Regions from separate parts of the Mus musculus genome. Here all the other regions are linked to region 1. The links are chromatin loops, found by intact Hi-C in ENCODE. Cell type or tissue: left cerebral cortex. All regions are shown on one strand. Each heading gives the region's core, and the rest is flanking DNA. Links, peaks and the distances in the headings are about the cores only.

What was found. Hi-C counts contacts between places; a loop is a spot of excess contacts. Peaks named below come from ENCODE experiments on the same cell type or tissue, not always from the same donor. Only the 100,000 strongest peaks of a DNase experiment are listed, where the experiment ranks them.
Region 2: it touches region 1 in a loop (6-fold over the local background); 8 of 42 quality-filtered maps call a loop at or near these places.
Region 3: a loop joins it to region 1, with 2.4 times the contacts of the local background. A loop is called at or near these places in 2 of 42 quality-filtered maps.

The regions. Positions count from the first base shown.
Region 1 is chr10:107,271,363-107,277,705 of GRCm38, forward strand. Lin7a (lin-7 homolog A (C. elegans)) reads left to right here and starts at 469. Exons shown (of 6, transcript NM_001039354.1): 1 at 469-580. The coding sequence starts at 499. In left cerebral cortex, for the core only: CTCF peaks have their summits at 1,589, 2,687 (motif pointing left) and 3,633 (motif pointing right); DNase peaks (open chromatin) are centred at 1,017, 1,346, 1,385, 1,506 and 3 more places; H3K4me3 peaks cover 1,897 bases; H3K27ac peaks cover 1,342 bases.
Region 2 is chr10:106,936,073-106,942,415 of GRCm38, forward strand. It overlaps Acss3 (acyl-CoA synthetase short-chain family member 3), which reads right to left. Exons shown (of 16, transcript NM_001142804.2): 14 at 1,332-1,431; 15 at 1,072-1,247; 16 at 1-160. The coding sequence ends at 92. Among named protein-coding and RNA genes, the nearest start is that of Acss3, 180 kb to the right of the region's middle. In left cerebral cortex, for the core only: no CTCF peak of the experiment used is centred there; DNase peaks (open chromatin) are centred at 2,764 and 2,913; H3K27ac peaks cover 565 bases.
Region 3 is chr10:107,731,908-107,738,250 of GRCm38, forward strand. No RefSeq gene overlaps it. Among named protein-coding and RNA genes, the nearest start is that of Ptprq, 15 kb to the left of the region's middle. In left cerebral cortex, for the core only: no CTCF peak of the experiment used is centred there; a DNase peak (open chromatin) is centred at 3,791.

The DNA of each region.
Region 1 (6,343 bases), core at 789-5,788:
TAGCAACATCTCCCACGGCTAGTGGCGTTTCCTCTGGAAAGGGATGTGGAAAGGGAGGTTGAAATTTTTTCTTAATCTGAAAAGAATTCTGTCCCCCCACCTCTCTACCCCTGTCTGTCTCTCTCCCGTTTCTGAGTCCTCTTCTTCTGGGTTCGAGTGCATTCTGACCATTATGCTTAGGTGGAAAGTTGAAAGACAGCAAACCTGCTACAGCCACCCAGAGCTACTGACGGGTGGGCGAGCAAAGTTCTAGGGCTGAGCGTTCCTTTCTCAGCTCCTTGGCCAGGCAGGCGCTCGCGGCTACCTGCCCTGCTTGGCGCCGCACTGAAGATTCGCCGCGGCGGAACAGTTGAGTCTCCATCTGGCTACCAACCCACCCGAGCTTTCTTCTCCTCCATCACCACCTTCCTGCCTCCCCCTCCTCCCCCTCCTTTCCGTCTTCCCTCTCCACCCCCGCCCCCAATCTCCTCCTCTTTTTCTCACTACAAGCGGTTGCTGATGCTGAAGCCGAGCGTCACTTCGGCTCCCACGGCAGACATGGCGACATTGACAGTGGTCCAGCCGCTTACTCTGGACAGAGGTAAGGGAGCGGCTGGTCCGTCAGGCCACACAGTCCGCACCGCTTCGCCCTCCGCCCTGCCCAGTCCCACAGGGAAGGCAGGATGCGCTCGGGCAGGGGCAGCTGGGGGAGGAGGATCAGCCCAGGAGGGTTTCGCGCCCGGAGCAGGACACTTTCTTCCCCTCTCTCCTCTCCTGGTCCCCGCTGCCCCTTCTTGCTGCGCTCTCCGGGGCGTAGGTGCTTGCCAGGGCTCGAATGTTTCAGCTGACAGTCTCGGTCCCTCGCCGGGTCGCCTCCGGGCCCCGGCTTTGTTGGAGAGGATGCGCCGGGACCGCTGAGCGCTGGTGACTGGAGGTTGAAGAGGGGCAGAGAAAGCTCTCCCAGCCAGAGCTTGCTAAGGGACCAGTGGGGAAGCTAGCTGCCAACTGCCGGCGCGGGGACCCGAAGGGAGGAAGTTTGTCCCCGCGCTGGAGATGAGGGGTCTGTGCAGCTGTTGTGACTGGGAGATCGCCCCAGGGCGGCAGGGCGCTTGGCTGGGAAGCTGGGTGCAAAGCCGCGGGACTGCCTGGCTAGGGCGCTGCCCTCGGGCGAAAGGGCAGAGCAGAGCTCGGGCAACCTTCGCTGGCTCAGGGACACCGCATCCGGAGCCGAGCCGGCTTGGCTCCAGCTTCCCGCTCGGAGCTGCGGCTCTGGTCTTGGTACTCCCTCAGCCTGCAGTTCCAGGGAGGTAGCAACTCCTGTCTCCTGCTCCAGCAAACCTTGTTCTTCACCAGTCAAGTGTACCTCAGTGCCTGGGCTGCAGAAGGCGCGGAGACAAAGCGCAGGCTGGGTAACTGTTTAACTTCTAGCCTGTGACCTGTGCGTCCTACTCTTTGGCTGAAACGGAAAGAGCTTTTGCTCAAACCTTTCCAAACCTTTCCAAACCTTTCTCTAGGATCGGGCCCTGCTGAGTGCACCCGAGTAGTACCTGGCGGTGGATGGGAGTTTCCTTTCTGCCTCACCAGGTCCAGTTAGTTATTAGGGCTCCAGAGTCCCCAGCTCTGCAGAGAGAGGGCACCTCTAGCTCTGGGTCCGCAGCGGCGGGGCTTAGGACCCGGTGCAGTCATTTGAAAATGCTGTGCTCAGAAGAAAATGATTTAGTCCTTGTCCCTCTAAAATTTCTCTTTCTGGAGGATTAAACTAGCGGCCCAGCAAAGCAAAAAGAGCATCGTACAGCGAGCACAGTGGCAAAGCTGGTAAACTGTATTTGAGGTTCTTAATGTGGAGAGATCTCTGGTGACTTTAACTCAATCTGTTGGTGCCAGAACGGATATTATGCGGTGCCCATAGCAACCTTACTTAGGGTAAGAGTTGAAAAATAATTGATTTTTATGTTGGGAAATGTTCGTTTACAGATTAATAAGAGTAAAGAGCTCAGAAGTCCGTCGTATAATCTATGATTTTAGTCCCAATATCATCTGTACTAAGCAGGATAAATCCATTGCTGGTAAGAGCCAAACAGATGGCAGGCTATTAAAAACGATGGGTTTCCCAAGTTATTTCTGTTTTAATGTGATGAGCTCTTCTATTGTCCCATTACTGAATTACAGTCATTAAACACCCCAAGTTTAACTATATTAAACAACCCAAGTTCTAACTATGTTAGATGCAAACACTCCAAGAAGACAACATACTCAAGCAAATTTACATCCCACCACTACTATTAGCAATGCAACTAGTCCACTTTGGGGAAGTTTATCTTAGCCCTTGGACACCCCAGTCAGCTATCTAGAGAAGACCAAGATTTAAAGTGTGTTCTTGTTTATATTCAGAGGGTACCTGTCCTTCTGTGATTAGATCTGTAGAGTAAGTAACAAAGGAAGCCCAGTCAGGTTATCTATGGGAACATCTGAATTATTGAACCACTGGCTTTAAGTGCTCTGTGTGTAAGAAGTCCGTGAAGTTATCTTCCCTCTAATTCACTATGATAGTACACCAAGTTAAGTAATTTTATTAGGTTGATGGAATATGTGATTCTAAGCTTTGTCCTGGTTTGGTTGGGCATTAGGACATGAAGGTCTGATAATTGTGAAGATGTGCAGTGTTAGCAGCCTGTAATTCGGTTAACCCAACTTAGGGCTCAGCGTTTGGCCACCTACTGGCGATTTTGGGTCACTCCAAGTTTCCAGAGTGCCATTTGATACGTTGGTGGCCCATGTTATACACTCTAAATTTGCTCACTCAAAAGCTTTTGGCTCCATCAAAGCCTTTATAATTTACAATCCTTCTTTCCTTTAGTCTCCCCCAATGTGTAAAGCTCCTTGAGGGACGAAGCCATTTCTTAACCCATCTTTGAATTTCTCATCATCCCTGACTTGTGATGGAGTATAAAGTCAATGTAGACTAGTGATAGTGAACTGAAGCTGGAGTAAATGGAGAACTGTTTGTTATACAGATTTCATACGGAACTGGGGTACAGTTATGAGGTTATGGCCCTGCAGAGCTAGCAAGGATGCTAGAAAGGAGCACGTAAGGCGGTGGCTATGAACCGTTCCCAGATTCACTTGGTGGATCTCTACCAGCCACACCTGTTTAGCAAGACTGGGTTTCTTTATGTAGTCCTTGCTGTCCTGGGACTTGCTTTGTAGACCAGGCTGGCCTTGAACTCAGAGATCTGCCTGCCTTTGCCTCCTGAGTGCTGGGATTAAAGGGAATGTGGCATCTCGGGCCTAAGGAGGATTGTAACTAGTGGGCAACAGGAAAGAAGGAAATGGGATTTGTGTCAGGAACTACCAAGTGCATCTTCTGCAATCAGAGGAGGTATGGTTAGGACTCCTGGTTCTTTTCTAGGATTTTCATTTACAGAAAAGAAACATTAATATTCTTAAGGCTATGCTACCTCTAAGTAGGCGATTTGGTTCTCAATTGGTGTCCTTTGGAATCAAGGATGTAGAGTCCATTTGGACAGTATCACAGCTGGGGGGGGGTGTCAATATGAACATCATAGTATCCATAGGAGTAGAAAAAAAAATCCATATATATGCCATAGAGTGTGTCAAATGGAACTCCAGAAGCTTGCAGTGACCTAAAGTCTCCAGTAGGTGGCCGAACGATGAGACCCAAGTCAGAACACCTGAATTTCAGACTGTTAAAGCTGCACAGCTTCACAATTATCAGACCCAAATTCCTTTTTTTAAAAAAAAATATTTTTATTAGGTATTTTCCTCATTTACATTTCCAATGCTATCCCAAAAGTCCCCCATACCCTCCCCCCCACTCCCCTACCTACCCACTCCCACTTTTTGGTCCTGGCGTTCCCCTCTACTGGGGCATATAAAGTTTGCATGACCAATGGGCCTCTCTTTCCAGTGATGGCCGACTAGGTCATCTTTTGATACATATGCAGCTAGAGACAAGAGCTCCTGGGTACTGGTTAGTTCATATTGTTGTTCCACCTATAGGGTTGCAGTTCCCTTTAGCTCCTTGGGTACTTTCTCTAGCTCCTCCATTGGGGGCCCTGTGATCCATCCAATAGCTGACTGTGAGCATCCACTTCTGTGTTTGCTAGGCCCCGCCATAGTCTCACAAAAGACAGCTATATCAGAGACCCAAATTCCTAATGCCCAAGTTTTTAAGGAAACAAGTCAAAGCTACAGGGTTGAAATTAAGACTTACTTGCCTCAAATTCCTATAGGATAACTTAAAATAAGACTCTTAGAAGTCACACCCATCTTGATTTTCTGTCTGGGAAACAAGACTTGAAGATCCAGGATAGCCCTAAGGAATAAAAAGAGTGCCTGGAGTGTTTTCACATATCTGTCTCTATACCAAAACTGTTAAACTGCCATCATGACATTGGACCAGCCAGCATTGCAGACCACAGGGTAGCTGTGGACAGAGTAGACTCCTTTTTTTTTTTAACTGTTTCTTGATATTATTCATTTACTTATTGAGACCGTAATATAAGTCACACTTTATTTTGGGACCAGTGTCTATTGAGAAGCTAGACAAATGAAAATTCTAATTTCTGTCACAAGAGCTGCTAGGAAAGTTTGTTTGTTTGTTTACTTGCTTGTTTGGGGCATACAAACAAGTCACTCATCTGTTCATTTAAAATACATTTCTTGCCTGTTACATACTACAGATTATGTTAAAATACATTTCTTGCCTGTTACATACTACAGATTATGTTAAAATACATTTTTTACCTCTTACATACTACAGATTATGGCAGCAATTTTCAACCTGTGGGCCACAACCCAAACAACCCTTTCACAAGGGTTGCATGTCAGATATTTTCATTATGAGTCATAACAGTAGCAAAACTACAGTCATAAAGTAACAACAAAAATAGTTTTATGGCTGGCACGGGGTGGGGTTGGAGGTCACCACACATGAGGAATTATACTGAAGGGCCATAGTGTTGGGAAAGTTAAGAACCTCTGTGCTACAGGACCACAAGAAGAAAGGTTTCCCATTTCTATGAATCCTAAGCATCTATTAGGGAAGACAAATGGTAAGGGACTGATTGACTAAAAAATATTGAGTGTCGGCCTCATTCCAAACACTTCTTTAAGCACTGTGATGGTACCATAGGTAAAATCTAATGGCATTGGCATGCTTATGAGAGAGATACAATGTACAGAAATGAGGCTGCTGGAGAAAAACTAAAACTGAACAAAAGAAAAAAAAACAAAACACCGTCATAGATATATTAGTCAAGGAAAGACCCCTTGAGCTTGTGACATTTGAGAGGAGCACCAGATAAAGGGAGGAAACAAATTATTGATATTTGGGGGTGAATAGGCTCAGGATGAAGAACTGCCAGCCTCCAGGCACATCACAGTAGCTACTTTGAAAGGCAAGCAAAAGAGGAGCCTTAGAAGAGGGATATCTGAAGATGGTGGCCAGGGGCCAGATGCTGTGACTCATGATAATGATGTTAGATTATATGAGGCTTTGCAATGCTTGGTTGCAAACAATCAGAGAAGAGACTAGGCGGGGAGAGAGCTACTTGGATACTGTAGCTCAAGGAAGGCTCACTGAGAAAGGAAAACTTACAGTTGTCGTCATCTAATAAAACAACCCTGAGGAAAATCCATCCTAGTGAAGGAAGCATGCATAACTGTGGTTCCAGATTTCCTACCTGCTTTTCATCTGGTTAATGCACTGACAGGAAAACAGTAAAAAAAAAAAAAAAAAAGATTGAGACAACTGAAGAACTAATTATGACATAAAGGTACAGCTTAGGTTTAAAAACTTGGTTGCATTATCCTAGGAAGTCTACAGATGAGCTTTGCATCAGGTTTGATTGCCAGGCTAATATAGCATAGATGACTATTTTCAAAGATACACTGTCATTCTCATAGAGCTGCACATGAATCTCCGTCTTGAACCCAGGTGATCTTTCCTATTACGGGATGGCTAGTGATCAGGATAGACAGCAGTGTAGACAGAAGGACCTGGAATTTACCCTTGAGCCTAAGGAAGATTCTGATGAGAGGAGCGTGAAATTTGTCTCTTCTCAGCTTTAAAATGTTCTCAGACCCTCTTCCAATTCCCAGGGACTGGCTTGGCCAGATTTTAATCTCTTAAACTAGGTGTGACCTTCAGCTAAATTCAGGGCAACCAAGCAGAGTGCGGCCTCTGATACTGCATCCCGTCATCTTTATAGAAAACAGAAATGTTTCACTGCATTAAGCATTGAGTCCTTCTGGGGACTTTCCTTGGGTACAGTAGCTTCAACTCTCCTTCAAGTTCCATTCCAAGGTCAGAAAGGAAAATATGAAAAAACCCTTTAGATGC
Region 2 (6,343 bases), core at 690-5,689, 340 kb before region 1:
GATTTTGTTTCAAGTATTCATTTATAGAAAATAAATGACTTAAATCCAGCTAGAAAGTTAAGACCAAGTGGTTGAACGTAGGAAGCAAAAATCACACAGCCTGCTTCAGCACTTCTTCAATGTGACCAAAAATGCTGGGGTCCTCAATCGTAGGGGTCACCTGGAAATAAATAGGCAGTGTCAGATGCGCGTCCTCCCGTGAACTTTGCTGTGACTTTGTACAACAAACAGTGACATGCGTTGTTTCACCATTCATTTTTGTTGATTTTTATTTGTTTTGATTTTTTTTCTTGAGATAGGGTCTCATGGAGTACAGGTTGGCTTCAAATGTCTTGGGTATGAAAACTCAGCCTTGGGTTCCTTATCTGCCTTGCTTTACCTCCTAAATACTGGGACTATAGGTGCAAAGAATTTATACCCCCAGTTATTTCATAAAACACCTGTAAAATAGGGAACTTCAAGCCAAATACTTAAATACTGATCTTTTAGGATAATGAAGGAAAGAATTTATTTAGCAAAATTGCTCGTATTTCTACATATTTCTCCAGCATTTTATTTATTCTGAAAATTGCTTAGAAAGTTATTATTATTATATAAATTTTTGATGAAATTATAGATCTCTACGCCAATAACATGCCTTGACATTGACATATATATGTGCTTGAATCAGTCTAAAGTTTCCAAAAATGATTTCCCTCAAAATAGTAAAAATAATTAGAAGTGATAGGTTAGAACATTTTAGACTTCTCAAACACTTCACTTTCTCATCGTGGATGGTCATTAGTGACTGAAATCAAGTAATGTGTGCATTTAGTTCAAAGGAATGAATTTCTGCAAGTCTGTTTGAAGTTTATAAAACTGCTGAAAGCAATGTTCACACAACAGTTCCTATGATTAAAGCACGTGGTTTTAACCAATGCTTCTTTCTCAAGCTCTCCTCATAGAGAATGAAGATGGCTTGGTGTAGATAAAATTCATGTTGAAAACTTTAATCCAATAGAGCTTTCCTGGTGCCAAAGACATTGTGAAAATTATTGCAGGACTCAGCATTAAAGATTCTAAATCATTTACCTTATAAGGCTTGCCATTAACCAGGGCAGACAGTGTAGACCGTGGAATTTTGCCAGACCTGGTTTTGGGTAACTGTTTGACGAAAACCGCATTTCGAAAAGCAGCCACAGGGCCAATGCTCTGCCTAACATGTTTCACAATCTCTTCCAAAACTTGTTCTTCTGATGCATTTACGTCTAGGGAGAAAGTTGAGCCGTTAAGTACCAAATTAATGCCACTCGTTTAGGGCCAAACAGTAACAGATGACAAACATGCCTCACCTTTCTTCAACACGCAGAGTGCTAAGGGGACGTGACCTTTCAAGGGGTCTTCCTTGCCAACCACAGCGCAGTCAGCCACAGTGCCGTGTGAGAGGACTGACTGTAATGAGAAAAGACCTGCCGTTAGATGACATATACACTTATAATCTTAACACGTAAGAAAAAGAATGACGAAATTCAGAGCTGCTGTCCAGAAATTCCCAACCGGTTCATGTCACAGCATCTGAGGTGAACAGTTCAGATTCCCACGATTGTTCCTAAGAGCTGAAGGAGACAAAGACAATTTGCTTAGCTTACCCAGAAAAGTAGTAACTTGTTGCTGCTTCTTAATTGCTTATTAACGAAATCAAAGAACGTGCCGTGCTGTGGGTACCGCACGCAAACAATGCACACGGGCCATCTCGAATGGGAAACCTTGAGTGTATTTGACTTCATTTCAGGGACGCCTACCTAATAAGGATGTCCCAAGATGAGGGAGTAGATTGATTTTTGAGGAATAAACAGTATTCTCCTCAGTGGGTTGTCCTTCCACCTAGAGAGGATTTTCTAGCACTTACGGGAGGTTTGTCATGAAGAGTAGTCCTGTTATCAGATTATCACCACTATAGGAAGTAATTCCTCCCTCCCTCCCTTCCTTCCTTCCTTCCTTCCTTCCTTCCTTTCATTTTGATACAAGGTTTTACTATGTTACCTTGGCTGTCAGGCATCTTATTCTGTTTATCATGCTGGCCCTCAACTCTGAGATCTGCCTGCTTCTGCCTCTTGAGTGCTGGGATTAAAGGTATGCACCACAACATATAGTGGTCCCCTAAGCTCTCTAGGCTATACAGAACAATACAGCCATCTCTCTAGGAACACAGATTGATCTACCACAGGACATAAATGCCTGTAGTTTAAGGGTATGCTAAGGTGGGACTTATAAAACTGTACCTGTTTTACTTTTATGTCCTCCTCTGAGATTGATTCATATTTCAGGTTTCTCACCAGTCTAACAAGAAAGAGCAGCCAATAATCTGAATACAAAGCTCCTTCCCTAGAGATTTTTCTATCTTCTATTCATGCATTTGACTAATATCGGATGCTTTCTAAACCACAGTGTTAATACAGCAAGCTCAAGGAAGAGCAGAAATACATAGAGTATCATTTAATGGAGCTTAGTCCACCAGGGAAGATGTTTGCTTGATTTTTATGAACGTGTATATTGAAAAGGGATACAGCTTCTAAGGAAATGTGTTATCTAGGCCCAAGAATATGGACCTCATCCCTTAGCAGATGATGATAAGAATATATGGATAGACATTTACCACATAAGGAGGAGGAGAAAATCTCAGCGAAACTATGCAACATGCATTCAGATGAAGAAGTGGGTGAGGCTGGAGAACACAGAAAGACATTGGTGACGACAGTAGATGAGAAGCAGCTACCTATTAAATGGGAGCTCTTTAGGGATCTTAACTCAACCTTTATTTTAGCAAAACTGGGAAAGAATGCAGCAACTTCAGGAAGAGGCAGCATAAGGTCAGAGTGAAATTTTAAAGCACATTTTGTACAGCAGCCATAAAATTATAATAAACTAAGCCGAAAGTAGAAACTTCCCATATAGATTGTGCCCTCACATATGCACAACATCCCTGACTCACCAGTACCAAAGTGGCATATTTGTTATAAAAGGTACTTAGGAAAAAACACCAGAGAGACAGCCAGTCCCTTCAGATGCTTTCAAGACACCCAAGTAAAAGAGTTAGTTGTATACAGGGATCCAAGAAGATTCACGATCTAAATATCACATTTACTTCTGATCCATGCAAAGATGACAACGGAAGTTATAGACATAGATCAGATTATTTAGGAAGAAAGTAGCAAGAAGAAAGTTTGAAGGACATAAGAAACCCCAATATCTAATGGAGATACACACAAAGGGAGAGAGAGAGAGAGAGAGAGAGAGACAGAGAGAGAGAGAGAGAGAGAGAGAGAGAGAGAGAGAGAGAGAGAGACAGAGAGAGAGACAGAGAGAGAGAGTTGGCAAAGTAGAATAAAAAGCCAGAAAGACAGAATAAAACAAAACACAACAGAATGAGGAGTGTGCCACCTTTAAGATCCACGTGATTTTTGTTACTGTTGCTGTTTTACTGGTTTTATTTTTATGAAGTCATAGTGAAACTGCAGTTTCTTTTTTCAAAACACTCAGAATACTCAAGATAAACAAAATCATTTGGTACAGATCCAATGTGTGACCTCACATGGTCCTGTTTGGATATACAAGTCATGAGTGCATCCCTTCTCTAAACTCCTGGGTTGTAAGAATTTCCATGCTCACAACTGAAAATAATGCATGCTAAATTAGTGCTTTAAGAAAGGAATTCATTCTCTGTCTGGAGACATTCCAAACTGCTTCACAATTTTTTTTTTTTAGAATCTTACTTTTAAAATCCATATATTGAAAATATAGACATAACTTAGTGCCTGATTTTCTTAGGTAGTTACTATAGTTGCTTGCCAGTCTTGACAACAGAATATTTACCCAGAGCAACTTACATACAGGTAGGCTAGATAGTGTCTATTTGATTGGATGAATGAAGAATGGCCATTTTACTTGGTTATCTAGAGTTAATGGTCATCAACAATGTGTTCAATAGTGCTCCAAACATCTGAAACTTAATTTGTAAGATGCTATGATCTATTCAAAGGTCATTATTGAATACTTCTTTCAGGTATTTGGTTGTGTAACTAGTAAGACAATACAGGTAACCAAATATAAATACTAAAACTTCTCCAGTGTACTTTTTACCAATTATCATCCAGTTGCTTCGCTTTTCTATCTTTAATGGGGATACATGTTGATCTGGTTAGGAAACTGCTGATTATTTTTAAAAGCCAAAGATAATTTGTGGATAAGTCATACAGTCCCCTGGAATATAATATCACAATGTTTCATTTTTCCGGAATGTCGTGTCAGCTCTAAATAAAGTACATTATAATACTGGATAAAATATGATGTCATTCAACCATTCAGTAGAAACAAGAAAGGAAGAGGGGAGGCTTTCTTAGTTGTTCTACTAATGACATTTGCATCGTAAATGGCAGTTTTAAATGGACAATTTAAGAGAAAAGCATCAAAAATGCATGTTGACAACATCTGAGATCAAGAAATCAATCAAAACCCCACAAGGAGGACAGTGAAAGCTTTTCCTCCATGTGAAGCCAATGAAGCACTGATAATGGACTTGCATTAAGGAGCTAAGACAAGAATGCTACTTAAAACACAACTAACTTTCTTGGTAAATAGCTGTCATTGTTGTTCCAAATATGGCCACTTTTATATAGGCCACTTTATTGAATTTATAAGATCCGTAAGTTCTGAAGGAAACATAATCAAGTTTTTGAGGGCACATTTTAAAGAATTTTACATACAAGCAACATTAGACAGACTCATTATGTTGTATTTATATTTACATACACATATGCACATGTACACACACACATATATATAACAATATTGATCATATATAACAATGATGATCATAGAAATAGATGCCATGAATTTAATAGAATTTAAGGGGAAAGAGAGGAGACATAGGGGTTCATATGGGAAAACTGGAGGGCATGAAGAAAAGAGGGGAATGATAATTTCTGTTGCAAAACCTTAATAATTTCTTTAATGTTATTTTTTTTTTAAATCAATCATTCTCTATGTCTTTTGGTCTCCACAGCAGGAGGGAGGAGGATGCTTTTCCAGTTCCTCTCCCACTGGCGTATTCTACAACGTGCTTACAGTTGTTCAGGATCTTCATCAGGATCCTCACGATATACCAGAAATTGTGTCACTACTTACATACAATAGTCATTTAACATTGTGGGGAACTGAAATTGCTGGGGCTCTTTAGAGAGGACACAGCACTACACAACAATATATTCGATTATCTTGGTGTAATCCTTCTTGTTGAAAACAGGGTACTTGATCAGATTGCTCTTTCCTGAGAGAGATGTACAAAGAGGCTGCCCTGGGCTGCCCAGGCTCCGTATTGAGAGTGGATTCCCACACTACCAGCGATATGATTAGATTAATTAACAAATGGAAACTTTAGCTACACATGAAAGAATGAAGGTTCAGAGTCCAACTTCTTTCCCAGGAACACTGTCTACAGCATAAGAGCGAGCTGAGAGAAAGGCCTCATGCTGGCTCCACCTCATATTGCCACACTAACCCTGAACTAGAGATTTTACGTCACAGTTTTCAGGGGAGCGCTCTGAACTTCCTCCAGGGTTCTCAGTTCTCCAGCTCCTTGCTAGGCTTTGAAAGATTAATCAGTGTTTAAAATAGATTTTATTACTACACAGTCACAGAAGGCTATTTCTTGTTCAGGGATCTGCAAGAATAATAACGTCCTTTTAAATTTATAAAATCTATGGGACAGCTCCATTTTCTCTTACAAAGGACAGAAAGAACAAATTTCTTTGCAGCTATTTCTGACAGGAATTTTTCATAGACTATCTACTGATTTCACGTTTACTAATTTAATACCCTTTTAAATTTTTATTTAGCCTTCTAATTGGTTATCCAATACCAAATACTCAGTCCTAACATTGTATACACACAAGCAATATTAAACAGACCCAGAAATATGAATATATATAGGTAGGTTGATATATATGTATAAATAAAGATATATATTGATATCAATTCTTTTGAAACACACTGAAACATGTTTCTGATTATCCCAAATTATAGCCATTTAATATCAAGTTAATACAATAATAACATTAAAAGTCATGCGCTGTAGAGTGCATCACAAATTACTTCTTGCTAAAACATGTCACATTCTATTTCTAACAGTGTTTAAAAGCGAGCTTTCCTCACTAAAAAGACATGAGAAACTAAATCGTAAAATTGGGTGTGTCGATAACAGACAGTAAAATCATAGAAAGGACTGTATATTAATTTTCTAAGAGATGTTATCAGGCAAATGCCAATAACTCAGCGAGTCTACAGGAGATTCCAAATTAAGAAAAAA
Region 3 (6,343 bases), core at 690-5,689, 460 kb after region 1:
ATATATGTTAGAATATATATATATATATATATATATATATCCCTTTATTGTTTCTTTGATTTGTGTTTTTTCTATCTGAAATAAATTTTTATTCTCATAATATATTTCAGTTCCATTTATTTATTTAGTTAGTTATATCTCCCTACTTCTAAGCACATTTGAGGGATCACAAGGAAAGAAAGATTTAAAAAGACAAAACTATTAAAATATTGTGGAAGACAAAACACTCACCTCAAAATGAGGCAGACAGAAGCTAAAGTTTCACACCCACCTTAAAGTTAGAAACTAGATTAAAATTGCACCGTGTAATGAGGTCTGAGCCACTCTGAGCCTAAACCTGCACTTGGGACATGCACATATTCAGTGTAGCCACCTAGATACACAATTCCATGCTGGTGTATAATAAGTGCCCAAACTGTTTAGTTTCCACGTGGTGATGCAGCTATCTATGGTTGCATTTTTAAGCCTTCTCCCTCGAGACACGTCAGGTTCTTAGCAGAAGTCTTCTATCATAACTAACCAAGTATCTGCACTTGAACGGACTTTACTGTGACCAGGATACCCCACAACTTAAAGGGATATTTTATTTGATTGTATATGTTTGGATCAGGAGTCTATGCCAATGATGCTTAAATGTTGGAAAAGGCTAATTGAATCCAAATACTACAATTCAAAGACAATGTCTTCTAGTTTTCACATGCAGGGACTTTTTCTTAAAATACTAACTGGTATTTTATCAAAAAAAAAAAAAAAAAAAAAGAACATTCAGAAAATAGTGGGTATTTTATCATAATACTGCCTTGGGTTCTGAGTACTTTTCATATTCCCTAATATTTTCACACTTGATTTTTAATAAGGCTTCCTTACCTTCTTAAGAATAATTGTCCTTATTTTCCAACTGGGCAATTAACCCAGGCTTGCCTAACCAACATGTGACCAAGCCTGGAATATTACTGATACACTGTTCATGCAAACCGGTGCTCCTTCTCAAAGCTGTCAGCATCCATGTTTAAGTCCTTCATCTCTAATGAGATTTTTGGCTCTAAACATAGCTATTTCCTTTCTTTTTAATCCTGTAGATTTTAATTAACTCTAAAGTGAATTTACCAGTGCTGACCGTGATGATGGTCAGCAGCCTCCTTTTCGTTTCTCTTAGTCATAACACTAATTAAAAAAGCCATCCCTGGAGAAACGCTACTAGATTGGAATGTTCTCCGGGTTAATGAAAAGCTACTTATTACAACATTTATTTCAGAAACATTTGGAAAACTGTTCTCCCACACCATCTGCAGAAATAGCTTTATTCATGCTCTCTGGGTTCTTTATTTGTTGTCTATTATGAAACTATTTTTTGGTTAAGAAATGGTGCTAAAACTATACTTCCTTCATTGAGAAATTGCATTTAAATAAAAACTTTGTATTATCTGTATGAGCAGGCATATGCCTTGAATTATTAGTTATTTACAGTGTTAAAACTGCTGTGTGCCAGTATTAGATGTTCTGATTTCTTATAATAAAAATACCTTGAAATTTGTTCTAGCATTTTTTATTTAAATATACTGACATAGCATTCACATACCTGTTCACACATATAATGCTGATATTGTACTCTAAGTAAGCTAATACAATTATTATTCAATATTAGCATATCTTTTAGTGGAAAGCAAAATATTTTCTTTCATTTAGCGTTCACAGGATGTTGAACTATTGGCTTCATCCAGAATTCCACCTGAAAGCCAGTTAATAGTTCCTATTTTCAGTTTCTATTACAGTTCATAAACTCAACCTCACTTGGGGCTACAACATTTAAGACACAAATAATAAAATCCAATGCCTTTAGCAAAGTACCTGCTTTAAAACAGCCCCCAAACACTCTCATCTTTTGTGCTGACCCTCTAAGATATTTCTTTTGCTCTGCCTAGCAGATATGAGAAGTTGAAAGTTGACAGAGGAAAAATCTCAGAAAGATAATTCTAAACTCTGAAGTAAAGGTGGTATGTGTCTGAGTAATGTTATATCCAAACATCCCAGACTTCTAAAGCACAGGGAATACATTACATCCTGGTTTTGTGCAAACAACCTCAGAAACATGAAATTATTAGTACATATCTTAGATAGATTCCAAACTGTGACAAAGTTAGTCATCAAGAAAAGTAATTGAATTTTTTAAAAAATGCCACTCTTCCTTTATAAAAAACTAACATAATGCATATTGCATATCTTTTTGCCTCCTTAATACTTTTCTGCATAATAAAGGACCCAAATTATCAATACACTCTTCTAGATCTTGTTTTGAATACAGGAAAAGACACCAGTCATGGCAAGCTCTAAGTCCATAAATCCCACAAAGTCAGAGTCAATGGGCACTAAAATAGTTGTTTTCGTCGATATTAACAGTTGATAATTTTAGTTCACTGGATACATGGCAACTTATAAATTCTGCATGTTTTTTGGGTTCACCTTTATTTCCTGTGAGTGCCACAGTGAAAACTGCCATCTGCTGCTGTGAGGCATATGCCTTATGAGAATAGTGACCCATTGTCAGCTTAATAGAACAACAGAGAAATTAAAATACAAATGGAGAATCTGGCAGACAACAGGCAGTTAGCATCTCCATTGTCTGGCTGCTCACTGCCCATAAAGAATGCAAAGAATGTGGAAATCCATATGGGGAAGAACTGCAAAGGAATCACAGGCAATGCCCACAATATAAAACTGAGAATAGTCTAATGAATCATTCTTAAAGAGACAGAGAAGTATTTGAATATTGAAGCATGTAATATGCTTACAGTCTTTGTACCTGTGTGTATTTCTTGAGTGTTTGGAGGACTGTCATTAAAGCAGTTTCAACCCTAATAAAAAACAGTGTGCAGGTGCCTAGACACAGGACAGAGAACTGGGCTGTTTCCTGAATGTATTTCTGGACCTTTCCATTCAAAGAATCAGTTAGTTAGGGTTCACTTTAAGAAATGGACCATCTAGAGACGGCCATATCCAGGGATCCATCCCATAATCAGCCTCCAAACGCTGACACCATTGCATACACTAGCAAGATTTTGCTGAAAGGACCCTAATATAGCTGTCTCTTGTGAGACTATGCGGGGGCCTAGCAAACACAGAAGTGGATGCTCACAGTCAGCTATTGGATGGATCACAGGGCTCCCAATGGAGGAGCTAGAGAAAGTAGCCAAGGAGCTAAAGGGATCTGCAACCCTATAGGTGGAACAACATTATGAACTAACCAGTACCCGGGAGCTCTTGACTTTAGCTGCATATGTATCAAAAGATGACCTAGTCAGCCATCACTGCAAAGAGAGGCCCACTGGACAGGCAAACTCTATATGCCCCAGTACAGGGGAACGCCAGGGCCAAAATGTGGGAGTGGGTGGGTAGGCGAGTTGGGGGGAGGGTATGGGGGACTTTTGGGATAGCATTGGAAATGTAAGTGAGGAACATACCTAATAAAAATATTTTAAAAAATAGGCCAATAATATGTTATCTTGTAGGGTTTTGTAACACTTTTTGTTCACTAGAAGACCAGAATCAACAGAATGAGTATACGTTAAAGGGGTCTATTAGATTGGCAAAAAAAAAAAAAAAAAGAAGGACTTCACAGCTTACATGAGCAAAATAGCTCAGGCATATTTAGTTTCATTCCCGTCTGATGTCAGAATGCAGCAATATTGGTTTCAGCATGAACAAATCTAATTTAATTCCACCCAGCGCCCTTAATAATGTACCATGAAAGCGGAAGCATAGTCTATGCACGTGATTTCATAATGCTGAAAACTTCCACCAGCTACTTCCAGACAACGTCTGGGAAGAGTTAGTCACTCTGCCTTGACAGATGCTCACTGGGACTCCAGTCCTAGTCAAAGATAAACCGCACAAATAACAAATTATTCTTGGATGTGTTCTAGCTGTTGTTGTTCTTCTTTTATCTTGTAAAAAAAAAAATGAAATGAACAGCAAAGAAAAGATAATAAAGTTTGTCGATTAATCTATCCCTACAGCCAAACTGAAAATATTTGTTTATATATTCAGTATCAGTTTCTGAAATGAGTTCTAATTAATGTGAGCCCCTTTGAATGCCATTGCAAACATCTAATAAGGGAATAAATATAATACTCAAAGGATAAGTGTTAGCATTCTGTGTAAACTCCACCTCCACAGTTACCTGGCAATAGCCAGGTATACTCCTCCCCAGAGTTACCTGGCAACAGCCCACTATAAAAGGTACTGCTTGCCCCCTCCTCTCTCTCTGACTCTTGCTTCCCTTTCCCTTCTTTTGTGCCCTCTTGTCTTTTGATCTCTTGCTCCCTCTCTGCTCCCCCTCCCTTCCCCCTCTCTCCACCTCTCTCCATGTAGTCATGGCTCTCTCTCTCTCTCTGCCTTTCCCTGCCTCTACTACCCTCATAACTCCCCTTCCCAGGCTCTAAATAAACTCTATTCTATGCCATACTACCCTGTGGCTGGTCCCTCAAGGGGAAGGGATGCCTTGATATGGGCCCGCTAAGACATACCCCCATAGAACATATCTTAATATTCTTAGCATAGAACATATCTCAATATTTATCTTTTTATAATCACAAAAGTAAGAACTAGATTACAGTTTATGAGGGTATGAGCATAGGCTAAAACATTGGTTTCCAACCTGTGGGTTGTGACCCCTTTGGGGACTAAACAACTCTTTCACAGGGGCTGCCTAAGACCATCAGAAACACAGATAAAATTTGCATTATTATTCATAACAGTAACAAAATCAGTTATGAAGTAGCATCAAAACTAATTGTATGGTTGGGGGTCACCACAATGTAAGAAACTGTATAAGATGGTAGAAACATTAGAAAGGGTGAGAATCACTGGGCTAAATAAAAGGACAGAAGCATGGGTGGAAAAAAAAAAAGAATCCCCCCTGTATTCAATATTCACCAAAGAAGAACAACTTTTATCTGGTATAATATAGTGTGATTTTTCACCACTTTGAAGATCTTATCTATCTTTTTAAAAAATCAGATTTAGGAAAATGTCAAACACTAGAATATCATCTTATATAATTATTTTGCCAATTTAGAACACCTATTGATGTGTACATAATCAAGACTTACATATTTTGAGAGGAAGGATGTTATGCAAAATGATTTATGATATGAAGAAGGGAAATGGAGAGTTCTAATATTAAAAGGGCATACAATTTGTAAGCAACAGTTTATGAATATATATATGTATATGTATATATATGTATGTATGTATATATATATATATGTGTATATATATATATATATATATATATATATATATATTCTGAGGGGGCCCAGGAAGATGCCTCAGTTGATAAATGTGCTTGCCATCAAAGCTGATGATCTGAGTTCTATCCCTGGAACTGTCATGAGAAAAGAAGAAGAAAACCTGAAATTTGTCTTCTGACACATGCTGTGATATTCCTGCTTGCACACACTTACACAATAAATAAAAATAAACATAAATCCAAATTTAAATGAAATGAGATGACAATAACTATACTAAAATACACAATAATGAGGTTTGATGGCATCAAATTCGTGTTATATTATAGCAAAGCAGTTTAAATAGAGCCAGAAAGGGTCATGGTTTTGAGAGGGTGACAAAATGACATGTGGAGAGGGAAAATTTTACAATGTACTATTTTCAGATTTACGTTTCATGGACATTGTGGGATTTTGCTGTGGCATTTATTATTCTTTACCCCTCATATGTACAACTACTTTGAATGGCTATTTTATATAAATTTTGTATACCTCAAATCCACAAAACTAACATTTGTAAAAATTTAAGTGAGTTAAAGAGAAAGAAAGCCAATATGATTCTCAAAATGCAATTACTTGGTATGTAAAAACCATTGCGACTTAACAAATACTAATTTCAAAATTTCAAAAGACTAACAAAACTGTGTACCAGTTCTTTATGGTCAAATGGTGTCATGGAAAGCGAGCACAGACTTAGACTACGTGAAGTGCAGTCACGACTGCAGATTTTATAGTTGTATAAGATGCTAAAAAGCGGCCCTGAACACAAGAACACAGTCTACTTTTTATAATCTGCTTAAAATTAGTTGCCTTTCTCACGCTGGGATTGAGAAAGTCACTGAAAAAGGTGTTAAAATGCAAAGTGTGCTTTGTTAATGGACAGATAAAAATTCTTCACTTTGGTAGTGGAGGAGTTCTGCTTGCATATTGGGACCCATGGAAGTTCCTGCACTAAAGAGAAACACTTACAATGACTGTGGAAAAAAATCTTGAGCATGACTGCCTTACAGCATGGAGAAACTACTCATTTGATAGTTTGCGCAAACTAAAATCAAGAA